Regions from separate parts of the Mus musculus genome. Here regions 1 and 3 are each linked to region 2. A link is a loop called in an ENCODE intact Hi-C map of the cell type or tissue named here. Cell type or tissue: heart. All regions are shown on one strand. Each heading gives the region's core, and the rest is flanking DNA. Links, peaks and the distances in the headings are about the cores only.

Region 1 (3,320 bases), core at 551-3,050, 1.5 Mb before region 2:
CTTCAGGTGCAAACTTCTCACTACAAAGAAAATACCATGTTATATAAAATGCAGGTGGCCACTGCAAAATAAATGTACACACTTGCTTTCTCAACTTGGCTTTTATCAAGAAGAAGAAGTGAAGCAAGAGGAAGAGAAGGAAGGAGAAGGAGAAGGAGAAGGAGAAGGAGAAGGAGAAGGAGAAGGAAAGAAGAAGAAGAAGAAGAAGAAGAAGAAGAAGAAGAAGAAGAAGAAGAAGAAGAAGAAGAAGAAGAAGAAGAAGAAGAAGAAAAGAAGAAGAAGAAAATAAGAAGAAGAAAATAAGAAAGAATATTTTAACATGGAAATGGTAATGTAGAAATATTCTAATATATCTCAATTCCAGCACAAACTTAATGAAATGTTCTTTCTGTTTGGTTGTGACTCTTGTTGTTCATCGCAGTTATCACAAAATCCTAAAACTCTACTTTTCTGAAACATTAAAAAGATGTTACATCATGGTCCAGCCAAGTGTATGAGCTGTAATTGTGCACATGTAGCTCCATATAGATTGAATACTATATTTTTAATTTTAGGACGTTCACAATATCCATCTTCCCAAAGAGACATATGTTCAATGATAGTAAATAAGGCAGATTTTTGTGCTTTATTATATGGTACTTATATTTTATTAAAATCAGAGTGATAGTTTCAATTCACCCATCATTAGTATTTATACAGATTTTTGGGGGAGTTCAATTTATATATTGAGTAAATAGTAAACTGATCTTATTCTCTGTTTAGCACAATTTTCTTAAAGTATGGAGTAGGCTAAAGGCAAATGGTGTCCAATTTCTATAGGATACTTAGGACCGGAAATGATAGAACCACTATAAAGGGTTAAAACTAAAACTAGTTTACTGACCATGTATGGTTATATGTTTGTGAATAAATAACTGATTGATATGCTCAGCCTAGCACACATTCCTCTAAATGCCACATAGAACAATAAAAATATAGTGCTGTGAAAGAATGGACTGAGGAAGCTAAGAAAGATCTGTTTTATACTTGGATATAATCTGAGAGTCTTCAACTTTACATAGCGTCAATAATCTTAAAGATAGAGAACACAGCAACAAATAATAAGCCAATTTCTGACTTTTATTTAGAGAAAAAAGGATATTATGGTTGAGCCTTGTGGCTGCATGCCTACAATAGGGAGCACTAGGCAGGACCTTGTGACTTTCAAGGCCAGTTTGGGCTACCTGGAAGGACTATGTACATAATCAGGAAATAATAACACACTATAAATCGAAAAGTATCTCAAAGTTTTAATATTAAAAAAGAAGGTAGTGGTTTTACAAAGTAGCCCAGTTTCTGAAGAGATGTCTCAGCTGTAAGACCACTTACTCTTGTTCCAGGGGGCCAGTGTCCAGTTCCCCCCAGTAACATTGGGTGGCTTACAACTGCTCACAGCCCCAGCTGGAGGGTTTCTGATTTGCATGGACAACTGCACACAGGTGTCACATACTCTCGCAGACACATCCACATACACAGAAATAAATCTCTTTAGAAAAGCATCCAAAGCATTTGTAGATTAAGATTTGGTCATTTCTAAAATGATTCTGTTATTTAGAATCAACGGAAAACACACACAATAAACTCTAAGCAAGAAGACTTAGCATGGAGACTTGGAAGGAACATAGAATTAGGGAAAGCTAGAAGCAAGGATTTTAAAACTAATATATCATTGTTCTTACCCAAAAATTGAACAAGGAAGCTACTCAGTGTGAAGAACTAAGCCTGAATTCAGGGGTTATGGGGAAAAATGCTATTTTACAATCCAGATGGAAATCAACAGTAAAGGAATGTTTTCAAAATCTAAGGTCTGTAACCTTGTAACTTTAATACTAGGCTTTCCATGTTGTCTCCTGTGCTGAACACCTGCACTTGGGAGATGGGTCTATCACATGCTACAGGCTTAGTCTCCATTGTACTTGAGGACTATCTGAGACCTCTGCTATTCTTCTTGTAGTTGAGTGAGGTACAGTCTCTCTCAGTGAGTGATATAAAGAAGTACTGGGGAGAGGCAAACTGATGGGATGTTTGGAGTAGCAAAGTCTTGCCTGGCTCCTGGTCTCTAGCCATTGCTAGTGATATGCACTTCCAGAAGATGGAGCTATAGCTCAGTCAAAGTGCTCACGAATGAGAGAGAGGGAGCAGAGAGAGAGAGACAGAGGGGAGAGAGAGAGAGAGAGAGAGAGAGAGAGAGAGAGAGAGAGAGAGAGAGAGAGAGAGATTGAAATTTAACATCTCAGAATCTGTTTTAATCATCTTTTTAAAACATAATAATAAAATAGTGCTAAATGGTAGTAGAAGGTAAGAAATGGGTCAAAAACATAGTTGTTCAGATCAAATCCAAAAGATTTTTTTTAGCTTAAAGTGCTTTATTTAGTATATAGTGTTTATGAGAATAATTTGAATGGGCTGAAGGTGTTCTTGAACAGAATTCAGCCCTCTTAAAGAGAATGAAAGATATCACGATTTAGATTTTACAAAAATGAGAATAGTCGGAGACAATCAAAGGTGTGTGTGTGTTTTCTTTGAAAGAAGGTATCTTTCAAAGTCTATGGGAGAGCACCCTTATATCCTCAAAATTGTTAAGATTGTGCTGCTTCATAGTCTCCATTTGTCTCTATCGCAAGATTTTTTTTTAACTATATACCTCCTCCTTCACCTGTCCTTTGCCAACATTTATTACAAGTGATAATAGTACTGCTCTCCCATGAGTATGTAGTACACCTCTATCTCATTATACATCCCCATCTTAGAAATCTGTGTGTGGCCGACATCACAAAAGACCATAATAGAGTTCGTTGCCATCCGTGCAGGGCAATCACCCTCTTATAGAAGCCAACTGTCTATGAAGGAAGACTGTTCTGGACCAGTGGGCCAGGGGATGAGATATGTTCTAGGCAGCAGTGTCTTTCAGCAACATCACAGAAAAGGCTTTAGAGCTAAATCATAAGTGTGAACACCAGAATTTAAATTTGAATCATTTTCCCAACTACAGAAATGTTCCCATGAGCTTGATACTCTGGAAGCCCCGCAAGGCCTCCTGAGTGTGTGAGATTTGGGTTACGGTGGGCAAAGTTGAGGGTTGGAGTTAGAAGAAGAATGAGGCTCATCTGAGGTATTACTAGAAGTCTGTCTTATCACTCTGCTCTTCAAATGTGTAGCTTTATGCAAGTTTGAGATGTACAGTCAGGGCTTTTTTTCCCTCTAAAGTTTTTTTTACATGTAATGATATATAGTAGCTGTTGTTCTTCTTTCTCTTTTATTATTCCTTTCTTTGTGTGTAT
Region 2 (3,320 bases), core at 328-2,827:
TGAGTGCCCATCATATCCAAAGGAGGGATTAGAGATTTTTCCATAAGCCTCTCCTTTGACTTTGTCATCCTACCAAGGTCATGGAGAAAGGTGACACATTGTTTATATATCCCTACTCACCTTAACCACAGGGTGAACCCAAGTTCCAAAACGGTAGTGACAAGGCTGCTAGAGTGTTCTGCCCTCTGATCCAAGCCCCCAGAATGAAAAATCCTCTTACCACTTTTCTCGTCTGTTACCACCTCTACAAGCAATGGTCTCTTGATGTCAGTTAATTACTAATAACTTTTAGGTAGATCGAGCAAACCTTTTCATTAATGAACCAACTTAAAATTCTGACATAGAGCACTACAGGAGTCCTAGAGCCTTGTGTATAGAGAATTTACCACAGACTGGTGCTGAGCTTAAAAGTAACATCATTATTCAGTTTAGAGATAATGGGCTCAACAAAGCAAATTTAATAAATCCTTCCGGGATCTAAGCAGAGGAAAATTAAAATTAGAAGTATAAATTGTTAGTTCTAGGGCAAGAGAGTGGCTCAGTTGCAGTCTTCCTGCCTATAGGATGACTTGTATGTGGCCCCTGGCATCCACCTGCATTAGGAAGGGAGATCACATTCTTTTTACATGTGCAGACATTTCCTGAATCCCACCAGCAATGGCTATGTCCATATGACAGCATCGCTCTCGCTGCATAGAATGGACGCGATTTACAACCGGTCCTCTGAGTGGAAAGGCATTCCGAAAGCTTCTCGAAACTTAACGCTGTCAAGGTGAGGGGAGTGTAAACACCCAGGGAGGGAAAGTGACCTGAGCTGAAAAGAGACCTGCTCATCGGAACTCTGAGCTCTTCCACCTCAGGTTCTTGTCACGAGGTGACTAGCAACAGTTTTGGTGAAGATCCACTTCATCCCAACATTCCCTCCCAGATAAACGGACGGGAAGCCTATTGTGCCAAGTTCAGAAATTAACTCCTTAAAAGTCGTTCCCAGGTCCTCCTGCCTCTACATCCTCCCCTTTTCTCTCCCTTAATTCTCTCTTTCTGAAATGACCCCAGCAAGAGCTGCCTGGGTTGTAACCATTTAAAAAAAAAAAAACATTGTGTCTGCTTTTCTTCACCTTAGGGGGAAAGCCATGCTGGTCCATTGATAAGCCAGGTGATTTTGACAGTTGAGGATATCACAGGGAAGGAGAGTCTTTCATCTCCAACTTATTGACAAAAGGTTATGAGCAAGCAGGTTTCAAAGTCTCACTTCAGCTGTGACATTATCTCCAAGGTCAGGCTTGAGATTTAAGCATTATTCTCCATCGCTGAAACGCAATTCTGCAAAGCACATAGAGGGAGACGTTGAGTGGTCCGAGCAGCACGGCTCACAAGAAATAGGGAAGGGAGTGACAATCTTTCTACAAGTCTGTCCTCAGTTTTCAGGACTCTGGCTTTTTGGAGGAGTAAGATCCTGTCTCAACATCTGGTGACACCCTTGAGGAGTGAGCCTCAGCAGAGACCTGTGTCTGGGTCATGGTGGCTGCGAGGCACTTTCATGAAGGGCTCTTGCGCCCCCTAGCGATGGGCGTCTTAGCTGTCGACGTCTACGCTAAAGTGGCAGCAATGTCCCGAACCAGAAACAAAACAAAACACAAAAACAAAGGGAGACTTAAGATCTCCATCTACCCGGCTCTGGATGGGCCAATTCAAACGATCCTCTCTGGTCCCATTCTGTTCTGCCCGTAGACTTCCACACATAAAGCGATTCCTTCTGCTTCATGCACCGCCTCACTGAAGCTTGGTCCTTGCAATCCTTACTCCCATAAGATTTTTCCCGACCGCATGCGCCTGCAGAAGTTCTGTCAATCCATGTTCCTCTCGCCTGGCAGATCATAAGAGGGCCCTTCCTCCCAGGAGTTGTCCGCAGGCTGTCTGAGTCCCGCAGCCCACTCAGAACACTGATTGCTGAAATACATTGTTTACTTTTTACTTTCCATGTTAACAGCCCTGTCGCCGCGAAGACTTTCCCAGAAGGACAGATTATTTAAATTCAGAGTGGCATTTTTATTTCTGCCCAAGCTAGGCTCTCACAGAAAGTGCGAGAATGACAGGCAGCCTGAAAAAAAAAAAATCCTTCCTGCCCCCAGCCCCTCCCTTCCACAGCTTGGCCTCATTTGCCAGGGTGAGAAAAAAAAAAAAAATGGACTTTCAACCTTTCTTTCCTGGGTTGTCACACAGAGAAGCCAGTACATGCTGATTTTAAGTGACAGCATGTACCTACCTTAAGAAACCGTCCCTGGCTAGGTAGAATCTAGTGACATTTCTGGAGGCTCCTTTGGGGACCCAAATAAGTAGACCCATTTCCCCACTTTCTCTCTGAGATTAAAAAAAGGGGGGCTAGAGATCACATAGGAAGTCAAAATATCATGGCAGACAAGATGAGATCAGAACCCTACACCTCATGAGAAGATAAAAGTGGACCGCTAGATGTCCGGACTGAACGAGCATCTTGCCCTTCCGTGACAGAACCGCCAGGCCAGACAGGCAGGCTGTCCGTGGGAGGAGGAGGGGAGGGAACAACACTCTTCTACATGAGCCAAGTATGTCCAAGTTCCTATCTTCACCGTTCTCCGGGAAGGCTCCCTCGGGTGCTCCTGGGAGCTGGAGTCCCAGGGAGAGGACACCCCCAGCGGCACACATACACACACCCAGAGCACGGAGAGCCAGGTTCTGCAGCTGGATTAGAAGGCCTATCAGTCCTGGTCTTCAGTCTTTGCTTTTCCCTGGTGCTAAAGCAAGAGCTGGCTTCCCTCACCTGGCCTCTGCCAAAGTACAAGGGGGTCCCCCACATGCCACCTCTTCCTTCTGTGACAGCTGCAGCTCTCTTTGGTGGCTGGCAGTCCTAAACCAGTCCTAAAACCCAAAGTTGCCGCCTCCTAAGTACAAACTGACAGCATTCCAGATTCGGAGGTCCCCACTCTCCCTCCCAGAGCCCTACCCACCCACAGTCACACCTAGAGGCGGTGTTCTATGCCAGTAGTAAAGGCAGGGGAGGCGGGCTCCGGCTCGGGGCTCTTTGAAGGCAACAGGTCCCCAATTACTTCCCGCTCATTAAACTGTGGACGTAGCCTTGCCTGGCTCTTGTAAATCAAAGAAAACACGACTAGCCTTGCCATACTCGGGCTCTGTCTGCAGCCTCCGCCAATTAGCACTCTAGTTAATCAAACTTTAGAAGGTCCCTGGAGAGGCGGTGGAACTGGGAGCAGGCCGGAGCAGAAAAGACCCATTCAGTCTCCGCTTTGCCTGGCTGAAGGCAGCCACTTGTTTTCAGTCAG
Region 3 (3,320 bases), core at 551-3,050, 310 kb before region 2:
TAAATCCATCGCTATGGAATTTTAAGTGTCTTCATAATTCTTAATTCTGACAAATATCATGGAGATTTTATGACCAGAAGATAATGTTTAAAAAAAACAAACAAAACAAAACAGGTTTTCCTTGTCTTTTAGGACGCATCCAGACTTGTTTCTCCAGACTCTCTGTTCAGTTACTACAGGGTCTCCATCCGGATACTACAGGGTCTCCATCTGGAACACAGCCTGTATCTTAGGGCAAAGTCAAGATGAAAAAGAAATATTTATGAGATAATTTTACATCAGACTCTAATTTCAAGGTCGATACGATAGTGACTATTCTTCTAAAATTAATTTTAGCATAGGTTGTTTACGTCTCTGGTTTGTTGACATGTTTTCTTCTTTGTTAGTTGCTTTTGTTTTGAGGCAGATCTTGTAGTGTAGGTTGCCCTGAAATTCTTGATGCTTTGTATCTGTTCAAGAGTGCTTCTTGGATCCCTGTTCCCTCCCTTTGATCTCGTGAAAGCCTGTAAGCACACTACATACAAGAACTGTAGAGATTTCCAGAGAGTTCCTAGAGGTGCTGCGCTATGTGTGAGTGTTATATGCTCAGGCCCTTGCAGAGGCTCCTGTGTAGGTCCTTCCCTTCGAGGTATGATGTAATCAGTCTTCAGCTTTGATTGACACCCCTGGAAAGAAAAGGATGGCCATGGGTATTCTAAGTAAGAATATACAAGCAAACAAAGATAATCAAGTATAGTTTCTTTCTTTCAGTCAATAGCTCATACAGAACAGAAACTGGGGGGAAATATAGATTTACTGAGAACCTTCCCCGTTTGCCTCTGAAAGCCCCCTCCAGGGATCTCTGCCAGCCTCTAAGATGTCTTATCTGGATCATTTCGCTATTGCATTCTAGAATGTTCTTCCAAGACAAACAATGTGGATAAATTCCATAGGCTTCCGAGATTGTACTTTTGAAAATATAAATCTGAGTTATTTAATAAATTTTGTCCATGAGACACAGCATCACAGCTAAGATATACAGATTTTCACCGCAGTTTATGCTGTGTTTTCAGTACCCGCCTTTCAAGATCATAAATAAAAATAGCTTCATATCCCCAAACCATTATTTATTATTCTGAAACCTGGATGTTGAAAATGAACTGAAATATAATGAACAAAATACCAAGAATACAAAGTGATTAGTTAGGCACAAAGCAAAGCAAAATTGAATTAGGTTAGAAATTATATATATTTTTGGATTCATGCAAATGCAGTAACTACTTACACATTACAACTTTGGAACATATCTGATCATAATTATTATTATTATTATTATTGCATTAATTAACATCAAAGGCAGGAGAGTTCACATTTGAGCTAAGCGCATCGGATGTCAGTCCAGTTATCAACTAAGTCAGCTTGGTTCTGTGGAAATTAAATACTGTCACACTTTCATCTGCTTAGAGTTTTGAATTCTAGAGAGCGCAGAGTTACTTTGACAATTGCGGTACTAATCCTCCTTCAAAGCACTGAAAGGGTTACAGATCTCCTGCTTATTTTTTTTATGAACATATGCTAAAAATAACAAGTCAGTGGAATTTAGTCCCATGCCCCGATGTGTGGGCATAATTTGTTTAATTTCTCAGTAGTCCGTTGGCTATTTCTGTGTCCTTTAAACTATCTAATGGCAAGTGTGAGGACAACACTTTCTGCTCCTGTCATTCTTCTAACTTTTTAGCAATTAAAATTTGAGATTCATATTTGGAATTTTATTTTGGTTAATGATTAATATCCTGTAAAGAAGAAGCGTGACATATGGTGTAAAATTTTGCTGTTCTATTTTTCAAGATCTTTTTATAGCCCCCCCATCACGTGTTTTCCTAATCAGACTTTTCCTCGTGCAGTTAGTTGATTCTTTGCCACCAGAGGGCAGTATAAAAATTGATTTAGTTAATAAACATAATGTCGCTTTTCTTTTTTTTTTGTATACCATTGTTGTAGGTACCACGCTGACTAGCAGATATAGATGCCTTCTTTTCAGCCATAAACGAAATACAGATCTCTGACTGAAGATTATGGCCATGCAGTTATAGGTTGTAATTTAAATTGTCCCTTTTTTTTGTTCCTAGCGTTAAAATTGTCACACTAGACAAAATATTATCCAGTCATGTAGGCCTAGAAAGTCACAATTGTAAAAGCACATTGTCTTAATCAGGTGTGGGTTTTTTTTTCCTTTCTTGAGAAAGGAAGACCATTTGAGTCGATGGATCTTGGCTAAATTTTATTGCATATATTCTTATTTGGCACATTATGCTTGATAACATTTTTCTCAAAAAATGAATTCTGTGTTATTAGCTGCTTCCCAATTTTATTGAAAATCAGAGTTGGAAACTATAAGGTTCAGCAAGTAAAAGAATTTGGAGGCTAACACACATACTTTTGGTTTACTTAATATAGTCAATGTTCAGTTAGTTTCCTGTGAGATATAAAAAGGTTCTCTCTTAGTTTGCCAACTTGAAAGTCTCTAATGTTCAAAAGAGGATACCATTCTTGATGGCTAAAAATGTTAAAATCCTCTAATGATACTATACATATTTATAATTAATTAGGTATCTATTAAGGCGGCACAAAACATTTTTAGGGATTAGTTAGGCTCTGCTTCTATGTTATCTTAACTTACCTTTTATTTATTTTTATGCATTTAAAATCATTGATATGAAAGTTATAAATATATTTATCATAGTCAGTCCTCCCTCCCCAAACACTACCCCCTCAACTCAGGCTTATGAATACTTAATTACTAGATTTGAAAGTGTTACTGTCTGGTTAAAAATGCAAGGCTTATGATATTGAATGTGCAATTTTGAAGAAATGAGGAACGCCATTTGTTTTTATTAAGCTGGGATTTGAATGTTTGAGGAACGCATTGAGGGAGGCATTGCTTCAGAAATGGAAGTAATAACCCTCATTTGTAGTGTTGAAAATATTATTTTTACGCTATGCCAATTCTTTATAAATAAACACAGGAGCCCAGGTTTGCAAGGGATCAATTTGCTTTGTCTGTCTACTGATAAATTATTGGAGATTTTTGTTTGTTGGATGTCTTTGTTTGTTTGTTTGTTTGCTTTTTGGTGTTTTGTGTCTGATCGTTCACTCTGTGGGGAATTGCGTATAACAAAAAAAAACCACAACAAAATTAGAAATAAGCCTCATTGATGTCTAGATGGAATACTACTGTCTTACGGTGGAGGGATTGATGAGCGAATATAAGAATTCCAATATATAAGAAATTGTTATGATGCTGTTTATTTTTTACAAATAAATGAAGGAGACCATGAGAT

What was found. A loop is a pair of places that touch in the nucleus more often than their neighbours do. Peaks named below come from ENCODE experiments on the same cell type or tissue, not always from the same donor. Only the 100,000 strongest peaks of a DNase experiment are listed, where the experiment ranks them.
Region 1: it touches region 2 in a loop (4-fold over the local background); 6 of 42 quality-filtered maps call a loop at or near these places.
Region 3: it touches region 2 in a loop (10-fold over the local background); 30 of 42 quality-filtered maps call a loop at or near these places.

The regions. Positions count from the first base shown.
Region 1 is chr8:49,707,709-49,711,028 of GRCm38, reverse strand. No RefSeq gene overlaps it. Among named protein-coding and RNA genes, the nearest start is that of 4930555F03Rik, 340 kb to the right of the region's middle. In heart, for the core only: a CTCF peak has its summit at 2,108 (motif pointing right); no DNase peak of the experiment used is centred there.
Region 2 is chr8:48,220,778-48,224,097 of GRCm38, reverse strand. Gm32923 (a long non-coding RNA gene) reads right to left here. Exons shown (of 3, transcript XR_870430.3): 1 at 1,119-3,320. Among named protein-coding and RNA genes, the nearest start is that of Gm32923, 2.4 kb to the right of the region's middle. In heart, for the core only: a CTCF peak has its summit at 1,564; a DNase peak (open chromatin) is centred at 1,547; H3K4me3 peaks cover 726 bases; H3K27ac peaks cover 458 bases; H3K27me3 peaks cover 345 bases.
Region 3 is chr8:48,526,202-48,529,521 of GRCm38, reverse strand. The region is part of intron 2 of Tenm3 (teneurin transmembrane protein 3); the gene reads left to right. Among named protein-coding and RNA genes, the nearest start is that of Gm39178, 130 kb to the left of the region's middle. In heart, for the core only: a CTCF peak has its summit at 1,898 (motif pointing right); no DNase peak of the experiment used is centred there.